Regions from separate parts of the Homo sapiens genome. Here region 2 is linked to region 1. The links are chromatin contacts, found by Hi-C or POLR2A ChIA-PET in ENCODE. All regions are on one chromosome and are shown on one strand. Each heading gives the region's core, a stretch centred on a gene start or an enhancer-like site at or near the end of the contact. The rest is flanking DNA. Distances are from core to core; before and after follow the strand shown.

Region 1 (5,455 bases), core at 679-3,178:
ACAGCAAACAAAACAGACATGCTCTCAGCCTCATGCGCTTATGCTCTAGTGACTTCCAAGCCTTGACACTTCCCTCTGACCCTTGATTCAGATCCAGATGGAACCAGGCTGCATCTCCTTCCAAGCTTTAGCTTGGTCTGACCCTCTCCAACAACAGTCACTGCTAGGATCCTGTTACTTCCTCCTCCGGTTGTGCCTTGCATAACCTGTGTGCTGCCAGAGCCTAGGGTGTTCCAAGAGAGACACATGCTCCGGCTGCCAACCCCCTTTCTGCTCAGGAGACCGCAACTCAGTGATGATCTCCAGTGGAAAAAGACAGACTTGAAATAAATTCTTGTTGGACTCCAGCCATGTACCATGCACAGAAACCTATCCATCATGTAGATGCTAACCTGTCAGGTAGGTGCTATAGTTACCCATTTTACAGAAGAGAAAACAGAGGTTCGCCAGCTGGCTTCAAATCTAGCTCTGTCTGACTCTGAAGTCTTCATTCTCTCCAGGATGTCCTGCTGCCTCCACATTCCTTTAACCCTGGCTCCCCAACACCACACAGGCTAGAGGTGAGGTCATGATCAGTGTCAACGAGGTTTGATTCCAACTGTGAATCAAAATTCCTTTTACCATCACAAATACTGTTTCCTCTTGACTTTATGTATTTATCTAGTTAATTGACGGAGGGGGAGTGGTGGGGCTTTTCTTAACTGATTGCAGGAAACTCTGAAATTAAACAAAGAGGTTTATCCGAACTCTGAAGTTGTTCCATTTCTGTTTGTTTTTAGAGACAGGGTCTCACTCTATCACCCAAGCTAGAGTGCAGTGGTACAACCATAGCTCACTGCAGCCTCAAACTCTTGGCCTCAAGCAATCCTCCTGCCTCAGCCTCCCAAACAGCTAGGACTCGAGGCACATGCCACCCTACTTGTCTAATTCTTTATTTCTATTTTGTAGAGACAGAGTCTATGTTGCTAGGCTGGTCTTGAACTCCTGGCCTGAGCCTCCCAAAGCACTAGAATTATAAGTGCCAGCCTTGAAGTATTCTTTTAAGGGTATGCTCTGTGTCTTTTTATGCGAAACACTTGGTTATTTGGAGTACTCTGGGAAGAGGCACAGGTATGAATGCCTGAGGAAGCCTCACTTCCTCTCCAACAAACAAGTGGCCTGTCTCTGCCCTTGTGGGGACTTGGGGGGCTGTCCTCCTCTGGGTAGAAAGCTAGAGGCAGGTTGAGCTCCCGGCTTCTGGACTGGAGTTGGGGGGAGAGGGAAGGACATGGGTGGTACAGAGGCTGGAGTCTGCAGCACCACCCCAGCTGACCAGTGCTGGGCCCAGGGAAATAGCCAGGCTTGCTGAGGTCTCATAGGCAGGAACACACAAGCTGGTCACAGTTCAGGCAGGTGTACAGGGAAAGGAGGATTCCAGCAGGTAGGGCTAAGCGACAGGCAGCAAGCAGGGCTTGAGATCAGGGGAGATGGCACCACACAGAGGGGGCTGGCCCAGTCTGCCAGCCTCAGACAGGGGACCAGCTGGAATTAGTAGTGGGCTTTTTGAGTCCCATTGGGCAATTGCTGTGCAGGGCAGGTGAAGGCAGGAGCTTAGGCCCGTGAGAGGGATGAGAGAGCCAGGGAGGAGGGTGCTGTCATCAAACAATGTCCAGGTGCTCCAGGTAGATACTAGGTCTTTAATAACAGAACTTTTCCAGGGCTGTTGAGTTATTGCCTGCCTGTGAACCTCTACCTCCCCACACTGCACATCAGCAGATTGGTTCCTGAGACTGTGGCTGGGAACACCAGTAGACCCAGAGACAGGGGACTGAAAAAGCAAGATGACAGCAATCCTGACTTACGGCCTACTTGAGCCCAGAGCCCTGCCTGGAAGCACACGGCTCCACTGGCACAGCCTGTGCCCATATGTGAATAGACTTTACTGAAAGGCTCTGCTTCCTCCATTCGTGACTCAGCTTTACTCACACTGGCTGTTTCAAAAGTTGAAGATGTACATCAATGCATGTTTATAATAAGCCTATGAGATCATTTTACAAAATCAAATTCCAGGGACTGAGAGAAAACAAGTCACAGGCAGCAAGTTTCTTCTCTTGGATTTTCCCAATGTGAAAATCTGCAGTCAGGTTACACTGCTAGAGACTCGACTCAGGGGAAGCCCAGGGGAGAGAGTGCAAGCACATTTTATTAGGATAGCCAGAACCCCTGAAAACTTTGATTTAGGGGCAAAGGGCCTATGTTCAAGCCTGGCATTTGCTAGCTGTCTGATACTGGGCAAATCACTGTACCTCTGAGCCTCTCCGTCGGTAGTGAGGATGTAAGGGGGGCTTGTCACTTGTTGAATCCTGGTTTGATTTTGCCTGGCTCAGAAGTGTCTCCCACCCCGCCATCTTCAGGCCTCTCTCCTGAACCTATGCTCCAACTATGAGAGTAATCATCCCACACCGAGGAGGGCCACTCCACAACCCAGGGCTGGTGAAGAGGCTCAACAATAGTGTGGCTATGGACACTCTGTAAACCTGAAAGCTCCACAGCAGTAGGGGTTCCTAGTGCTACCGTTATTCCTGCAAGCCTTAGGCCAGGGTTGGCAAATAGTACCATGCTTCCTCTGCTCCTCACATATCTATGGCAGACATTACTAATCAACCCAGCACTCTCCCCATTGCCTTTTGACTAGTGATGTCTTTGGGAGAGTGGGAGGGAGACAGGAATATTACAAGGAAAGCTGCTTGCCATTGTAGCCTTGTACAAATTTTATAGCTCAGGATGCCAATACAAGGCTCCAAATAAATTCTTAATGCCCACTCCTGGACCAATCAGTTATGATTGGGGATGGGGCAGGAGGTAAAATATATAGAAAGATAGTAGCTACCACTCAAACTACATATTTACCAGAAGGCAGCATGTTTATCTGCTCAAGATGTTCTGTTTTTAGCCTCCAGAAAAGCCACGTCCCTAGGTTCTGAGGGTAGTACCAAGTCCATGTTAGAGATGAGCAAAGAAGCCCAGATAGGTTAAGTGGAGTGGCCAAAATAACCCTGTAGAAAGGGGTAGAACTGTCTGACTCCAGCTTCCAAGCATCTTACCTTTAGGCAGGAAGGCAAGGGTTCCAAACACCCACGCATTCCCCAGGCAAGCTCACCAAGGCCCACTGACCCCAGCAGCCAGAGGACAGCCCTGAAAAGTGAGGGGCGGGAGTCCTTGGCTATGTTCTAAGAACTGAGAGAAGCATTCACAATGAAATCCAGAAGGCTCTTTGGAGAAGTCTGCAGTTTTGGAACAATCCTGCTAAGTCATAGATGCTTTGAATTCCTTAGCTTTTGCCTTCAGAATTCCTGGCAGCTGCAGACAGTGGATGAGTATTCGTGGACAGACACTGATTTCTCCCCTGCTGGCGAAGGCCAGGGCAGGCCAGGTCCAAGACTGAGAAGCCAGCAGACTGAATCTCCACTCTAGAGAAGTCTAGAAGCAGGAAGGGCTTGTGCAGTGGATGCTGTGGTACCCCCTGCCCAGGTGGCCCTGAGGGCCAAGGCACTCATTCTTCCCTCTCTCCCTACCCTCCACACCCCCAGCTGCCTCCCACTGCATGATAGGCCCTGCTGAAGAAAGATGTGAGCCTATCTCCAAGATGACACGCCCTTGCATGGGCACCCAAGGACTGGTCGGTGCACACAGTCAGTGCATACACTTTCTTCCATCTGGACATCTCTGAAGGGAAGAGGCTCTTTCAAGATCCTCCCTCCAGCCCCAGAGCTCCAGGTAGGAGCAGTTGAGGCCACCCTCACTGCATATCACAGCCTAGCTCCTCACCCTGAGCTCTCGCTCCCTCACTGGTGTTGTTCCTGGGCTCACTCCCCAGTAAGCCACCTGCTCATATACCTCCATCTCAGAACCTGCCTCCCTGAGACCAGAACGGGGGCTGCTTGAAAAGAAAAGAGAAAGAAGAATCCTGGAGGTGGGACGCTCAGCGTTCTTAGAAATAATCGCATCTAGCCCCACCACTGCAGAGGGGAGAGAGTTTGCCCAAGGTCACAGAGCCCGTTGATGGCAAAGCTGGCTCCAGGGACCTCTGACCCCCCATTCCCTCCATTCTTGGGGCTGATATTAAAACTGCTGACATGTTTGAATGTTATTTGTATGTAAGCATTTTCTCTAATCATCACAGCACCCTCTGAGGTAGGTGTGATTAACTTCATGTTTTTACAGATGATAAAACAGCCTCCAAGAAGTTGTAAGTGAGTTGCTCAAGGTTGCACTGCTTGCACGTGGCAGAGGTGGGATCCAACCCAGGTCTGTGTGATTCCCACGCCCACATTCTTTGCACGATGGCACATTTCCTCTGGCTGTTTTGGGAAAGAGGGGGTCTTTGGATTGTTATGAGGCTTCCCAGACCTGCGTGGGTCCTATGCCCTGCTACTCTGAGCATAGAACCAGAGGTAGCAGGGCACAGGGCGTAGTTCCCTCCCCTAAGAGAACCTCAGGGAGGCCCTCTGTGGAGGAGGCACACACTACCGGCCTCAGCGAGCCCCGGCCCAGGTGTGGCCCCTGTGTGGAGCGTCTCCTTTGGCAGATCAAGTTCCCGCTCATTCCTCAGGGCAGCCCTGTTACTCTACATTCCAGCCCAGGGATGCCGCAGCTTTAGGGCCAGGATTTAAACCAAATATCCTGCCTCTCCCCAGGGATGTCCCCAAAGGTGGTAGAAATGTGTCACATTCACACTCTGTACACAAGACTCAGCAATGTTGTGATCCAAGATGTGGCTCACTGAGGAGGCAGGAGGAACCTCTCAGGATGACATACAATGAGGGAGCTATGAATATAAAATTCTCATTGCATATCAGCCAGAACAGGAAAGGAGGCATTCCCTCTGCATAAGTGAGAAAGGGAAATGGGCAGGAAGCCAGGTGGGCCGACCTGCCATCCCTGTGGGCTCCTGCACCACCCCCCACATGCACACATCTCTGGACCCCGTGTACCTCAGCTAATAAAGCCTCTACCTGCAACTTCCACCTCATCCAGTTTCTGAACATACTTGTGGACCCTCAGTGCCCCAATGACATTATTTTACTCAAGGCTAGCAGCTAAGATCCAAGGGGCTGTGGCCCTAAGCAGTGGTCTCTCCCCATTCCCCAACACACCTGAGTCTCTGCCTTGGTCTCCTTGCCTGGCACTCTTGTTTCCCAAAGGAATTATTGCTGCTTGTGGAGCCAACCTGCTTGACTGAGGTTTTCACATCAGGCCCAGCCCCTGGCTTTCTTTTCTGGGTGTCAGGGCGAAGGATGTCAGTATCTATGCTCCAAAATCTGGCCATTGGTGTTCCTTCTCAAAGGGAGAGAGTGCCCAGAACTGTGCCATGTTGGAGACAGCAGAGATCTGGGGATCAGTAGCCCAAACACAGAGAGAGGGTGGTCAGACGTGGGCACAGTACTACAGGGCTCCTGTGATGCTCCTTCTGAGC
Region 2 (5,907 bases), core at 1,063-3,562, 350 kb after region 1:
GAGGAGGATAAATGGTAATGACTGGGTGTTGGAGACCAAGGATGCTGATAAGATTTGAAGAGTCCTGGAACAGAGGAGGAAGCAGGATTGCTAAGAACTGACTTGATGATAATGCTTTTGCCTTTCATTCTCAAAATAAGCTTGTTGAAATACCTATTAGAGACAGGAAAGCTCAGAGAGTTTAAGTAACTTCATCTGGGACCTGGCTAATAGATGGCAGGGTTGACTATTTGAACTTTGTCTGAATTTCACAGTGTATGAGAAAATGACACTTACCCCACTATCTGGGAAAATGGGAAGGGCAGGGATTGTTCTCCATTCACAGATGGACATTTGATTTGGGCTCCAGGACAGGAGAGAGTTCCTGAAGGGTCACCTGGGCTTGGTGATGGCAGCCCCTCAGCCAGAAGGAAGGGAGTTTTGCTGCCTGGTGTTCTGGCCCTTATCTTTATTCCAAGGGGCTGGACCTCCTGGACGTGGATGTGGGAGTTAGCAGTCTTCATAGTCAGAGGGAGCCCAAGGTCTCCCCTCTGGGGGACTGGCAGGCCTGTGGTTGAGCCCGCATGGAAGGTCTGTAAATATATCCTGCAGATAACATGATTCTTTCTCGTAAAGGCAGTTGGTCAAACGTGGGCCCAAGGATGATTTAATTTCACATTTTTATACTTCTTTCAATGGCCTAAATTTACAGATCAACTAAAATTCCGTTGTCAGAACACAGATCCTTTCTTGGTTTGGAAAATGTGACCAGGACAGCTCTAAGGAAATATGACATTAATGAGGCCTGTGGAAGAAAGAAGAGGGGGATGGCTGTGCATGGGGGATTAGGTTGGAGACACAAGATAAAAAGCAAGGTTTCAGCCGGGCGCAGTGGTTCATGCCTGTAAACCCAGCACTTTGGGAGGCCAAGCAAGGCGTGTGGGTCACCTGAGGTCAGGCATTCAAGACCAGCCTGGCCAACATGGTGAATCCCCCGCTTCTACAAAAATACAAAAATTAGCTGGGCATGATGGTGGGTGCCTGTAATCCCAGCTACTCGGGAGGCTGAGGCAGGAGATTTGCTTGAACCTGGGAAGCAGAGGTTGCAGTGAGCTGAGATCGCGCCATTGCTCTCCAGCCTGGGCAACAGAGGAGACTCTGTCTCAAAAAAATAAATAAACAAAAATAAAAAAGAAGCAGCAGCAGTAAGGTTTTAATTCCCGATTGCCAGGAGGGTTCTTGCCTTTATCCTGGGCAGGACAGAGAAGGGCACCGGTGTCTCTGGAGGAGCTTCCTAGTTTTATAGTGGCTGCTGAGGCAGTTGCTCCATCTTGGGGTGGAGAATGGCTGTTTGAACAAATCTGGTTCCTGGTCCTTCAGAAAAGAGGCTCCTTCTCTCCTGTAATTCAGGGCTTGGAAGTGATCTCATGCCAGTAAGCCAGGTCACCAGCATCTGTGCAGCTCTGTGTGGCCTGGGCGGAATTTTCACATTGACTGTTTCATTTGACCTTGTAGACAGGCTAGGGTTCATCACTGCTCAGATGAGGAAGCCAGGGCCCAGAAAGGTTAAGCAACTTGCCTCAAGCCACTCAGCTCAAAAATAGCAGAGCCTAGATATTCTAACCCAGGTGTCATTAATGTTCCCATCTCATGCTTCGGAATAAGTGGTCGGAAAGTACATTTGGCCTTCCAGGTTTGGGGAGGAAGGCTGCAGCTGATCTAACGGTTGGCTCTGCTTAGTCCTTGAATGTCTCTCAGGTTTTTCTCATGTTTTTCCAAGCCTGGTCTTCCAGCAGGACGTAGGAGATGGAGTGTCTCCCGGGGAAGGAGATGATGGCTCAGTGTGGAGCACCCCCATGCCCCTCACAGTCCTGAGCCCTTGCCGAGCCACCTGCGAGCCCCTCCCGGCCCAGGGCACACTCTCTTGTGGCAGCAGACATTGTACTGTGTTTCTAAGATGCTCTGGCCACTTCCCCTGTTTCTTCATTACCCTTTGGGAAGGAGGCCACTGAAAGCGTCTGGAAATCCGGGTTCTATAGACATTTCACAGAGGCCCCAGTCAGGCCCCCTCTGCTTTCTTTGGCAGGTCCGCACCCCACGCACCTTCCTGGTTGCTCACTCAGTCGGTGGGCCTTTCAGCTGCACTTCTGTGGGGAAGACACACTCCTGTCTGAGGAAGCAGCAGCCCCTCTGTAGAGATGGTGCTGGGAGTGGGAGGTGGGAAGGATGCATCTCGGTGTGAGATCCCGGAAGGAGGCATTCACTTGCTCCTTGTTTCCAATGATGTTTCTCTCTGGGAAGAACGAGGGGCATGGGATGAAGTGGCATATCAGGGCCAAGTGGCCAGAACAGGGCTGGTGCCCTGGACAGTGAGCTGAGGAGAGAACCCACTTCAGATTCACTTTCTCCTGGGCAGGAACCGTGAGCACAGGCAAGCTCCTGGGCTGAATGTGCGGGAACCTGTCTTGGCTTGGCTCCGCAGCCATTCCCTGTCCCCCCAGGGGCCACCGCAGGCTGCCCAGCCTGCCCTGGGGGGTAGGTGGACAGACATTCCAGGCAGGACCGTGACAAGAAGTAAATGTAGGTGATTTGTCCTTGTTCTGTTCCAGCTTGTACATTAGCATACCTTGACATGAGTTATTTGTCTTGATTTCTTTAAATTCCTAAGTGGATTATAATTTTTTTCTTGGTATTATTTGACAGCAGTCATTTTTCAAGGTTTCACTACGTTCTTCAAATACTTAGAATTTTTGGAACAAATTTAGGAAAAGACTGCCATCTTCAGGTTGGACGGTGCAGTGCAGGACCCGGTGTGTCTGAGGGCACCTCGCAGATGCTGAGGACTAGCAGATTTGTAGGGCTTTTTCTTCCTTTTCCACAAAGATTGAACTGCCTTCATCAGTTCAATACATCTAGATTCAATACATCTAGAATGTATTGTCAGTCCTTTTAAAAAAAAGAGAAAAAAGCCCCAGTGACCACTGTTGGAAGTTGTACTGTTGTGGTTTGTTTCATCTACAGTGATGGACAACCTCCTAGGCTGTCCCCACTCCACTTTTGGGAACAGACTTTGCATGCCTTAGAGGAAGGTAGGAAGCAGGTATCTGGAGAGGGTACTGTGTGCCTGAGGGAAATGCGGACGCCAGACCCCACAAGGCTTCCCCACACTGCCACTACCCTAGCACCGATGGTAACATCAGAACAGAATCGCCTTAATGAGTCTGAAACTTTCCCTGTCTTCATTTATGCTTTAAGTTTTAGTATGTCCAGGTTTTTGTTATCAGAGGGACCGTATTGATTTCACATTATTTCGTCCAAAGTAAAGAAACATCATGATTCTTCCGGAAAGTAATAACAACAGCAAATTACGTGCTATGTACAGTGTTATGTGTTTTCCTTGCATTATCTCATTTAATATTCTTGACACTCCAGTACAGTAGGTACTATTATTATTCCTGCATTATAGTTCTACTAAGTATACATATTTCCACTATGGCTGTGGAAACTGCAGCAGAGAGAGAGGGCTATAATCACTTGCCCTGGATGACTCAGTTAGGAAGTGGTGCTACTGCTCAGATTCAAACCCAGATCCCATCTGACACCACAGTCCAGGTGTTCATCACTCCTCACTGCAGGCTCCCTAAGCAGCAAAGAACAGCAGGGACCAGGAAACAAAGTGACCCATAGAGCAGCTTTGAAGGAAGACGAAAGTCCTTTATTAACCCCCCCCGGGTATCTCAGAAGCCCTTTGCAAGTGAATGGTTGACTTTCGAGGGTTGCATTCACCTTTATTATTATTTGCAACTGCTATGAAGAATAACTGGAGGGATTATAGCAAAACAAAGAGAAAATGGACATTTCTCCAAGTCAAAATAGAAATCCACATATTAAGATGGCATCAGGTACTGCGTGGCATCCTTGATCCAGGTAGGGTTTTACTGGTGCAACATCTTTTTGGTGAACCCTACCTGCAGACAAGCGTCCCAGCTCCTGTCCAGCTGTCCTGAGCGTTTGAGCTGTAGGAAAGCTTTGCAGTCTGACCCGAGCTCCTTTAAAGCCCAAGGAACTTGTGGCTAACACAGAGTAAACATCCTGAAGTAATGTTTTTTGCTTCCTTTTATGGTTCTTTCCCTTCCTCAGAAAAACTCCATAATCTTTCAAGATAGTTTTTGATTGGTGGTTTATTTAATAAAATAATTGTATAAGCCAGATTGAAGCACGTGGCCCATAGGAAAAGCAGTATTCTGCTCCTTCATGGCTCCTCACCTTCCAGTTCTACTTTTTGGGGACCATTGCTTGCAGCCTTTTCAGCCATTTCTTTGTATTAATATATTTACCTCCACATTTCTAAATAACATGCTTATATTGTATATCTCATTCTATTAATTTTAGGCATCATCTGTTGACTTCTTAACATAGAAGACTACGATTTAGTTCTCTAAATTTAGTATATGCCCCCCTCCGTCTTCCTTTCAGTCCCCCTATGTGCTTTTCTCTAAATTTAGTATATGCCCCCCTCCGTCTTCCTTTCAGTCACCCTATGTGCTTATATCACATTAAAAAAAATTAGCATTCAGTTAATTTTACAAACCCATATAAATTTTGCACACAGCGTGGTTAATGTTATATATTGGAACCATTTCCTTAATTGTAAAACGTTTTTTTCTGGGGTGTATGGTTGTCTTCTTAAAAAATTGTTCAGTTTTACATAGCTACACCAATTCACCCTCAAAGTTTCGAGGAGAACTCATACTCTTCTCCAGATGGTGAGATATAAATCAGGTCCGCTCTCTTGGTGACATCCTTCCAGGAGTCCTCAGCTCCACGGATCCACTCTGGACTGGTTGCTGACCTGGCTGGTTTCTTTACCTTTCTTCTATGTTAGGCCCCATCTCTTTTTAAAACGTATTCCATCCTTTTGTAGGAACATACCCTCCTATAGCTCCCTGGGAACAAGTTGCAAGGAAGGTCAGTTTTCTGATACCTTAAATATCTGAAAGAGTATTCTACTTTCATGTGTAATGGATAATTTGATGTTCATTATGGTTTTTGCCTTGGACTTGTGAAACTTTATTCATGTTTTCTAGGTGATTTCCACATATTTTCTCCTTGCTAATGAACAATATGTTTAATGCTGGAGAATAAGGTCATTCTTATAAAAAGAGCAGGTAAATGCTAATTTAGTTCATGTGATATGTAGAAGTGGTGTTGACTGTCTTTATTATCCCCATCTTCTCTGTAGGAATTTATGAGAACATATATTTATTTGGGAAAGATAGAATTCTAAGTATCGAGGTAATAAGCTTGCTCTGTACAGTCACTCTGTAGGTTCTATGAAGATGAGCACTTTGTTGTTAGCTCATGGATTCCTGGTGTCTAGCACAGTGCCTGGCATGTATGATGGATGATAGGTGTGCTGGTTCATTCTATTAAAATCTGTAAAACAGGCAGAGTGAGTACCTTTTCCATCGTTGACCTTGAGATGTTGATAATCAGTTGTGCCTCTACTGAGTGCCTAGGGGACTCTTTTGGAGAAGTCAAAATTAGCCTCCGTTTTGGATATTGAGGAAATCGAGTCTTGGGCCTTGCATATGTGAGTCATTGACATTCGCCCTTTTTCTGCTCATATCTTGATCCCAAATGCCAGTTTTCTTTCCCAAATGCCAGTTTTCTCTTATGAGTATTTGTTTTGTGCCCCATAGAATAGAATTGCCCTTTTTTTGTTTTATGTGCCACCTTCACTTTTGGGGAAACTACCACTGCTGGAGAAGAAACGAGATTTATTTGGGAAGGAGAGAAGCAAATAAATAATCCACCTTGGCCCACTTCCCTTATAAGGAGAACTGGCAAGACTGGAAATAGAGCCTTCACCAAAGGGTTTTTAGAATTCATTTCATTAAAACTTGAACCCAACATACAGATTTCTTC

What was found. A loop is a pair of places that touch in the nucleus more often than their neighbours do. ChIA-PET counts read pairs that join two places held with the same protein, here RNA polymerase II (POLR2A). Pooled maps may share reads with other maps.
Region 2: a loop to region 1 is called in a map of IMR-90, with 4 times the contacts of the local background. The contact joins two enhancer-like sites. A Hi-C loop is called at or near these places in 5 of 168 maps with a recorded cell type or tissue (IMR-90, ascending aorta, chondrocyte and 1 more) and 7 of 50 pooled maps. POLR2A ChIA-PET finds 5 or more read pairs at or near these places in 2 of 52 experiments (AG04450 and Panc1).

What each region holds. Positions count from the first base shown.
Region 1 is chr11:12,537,828-12,543,282 of GRCh38, forward strand. No RefSeq gene overlaps it. Among named protein-coding and RNA genes, the nearest start is that of TEAD1, 130 kb to the right of the region's middle. Within about 2 kb of position 1,929, at least 7 of the 41 ENCODE cell types and tissues checked have a DNase peak (open chromatin) inside an H3K27ac peak, as active enhancers do.
Region 2 is chr11:12,891,499-12,897,405 of GRCh38, forward strand. All of the region lies in intron 9 of TEAD1 (TEA domain transcription factor 1), which reads left to right. Among named protein-coding and RNA genes, the nearest start is that of TEAD1-AS1, 28 kb to the right of the region's middle. Within about 2 kb of position 2,313, at least 4 of the 41 ENCODE cell types and tissues checked have a DNase peak (open chromatin) inside an H3K27ac peak, as active enhancers do.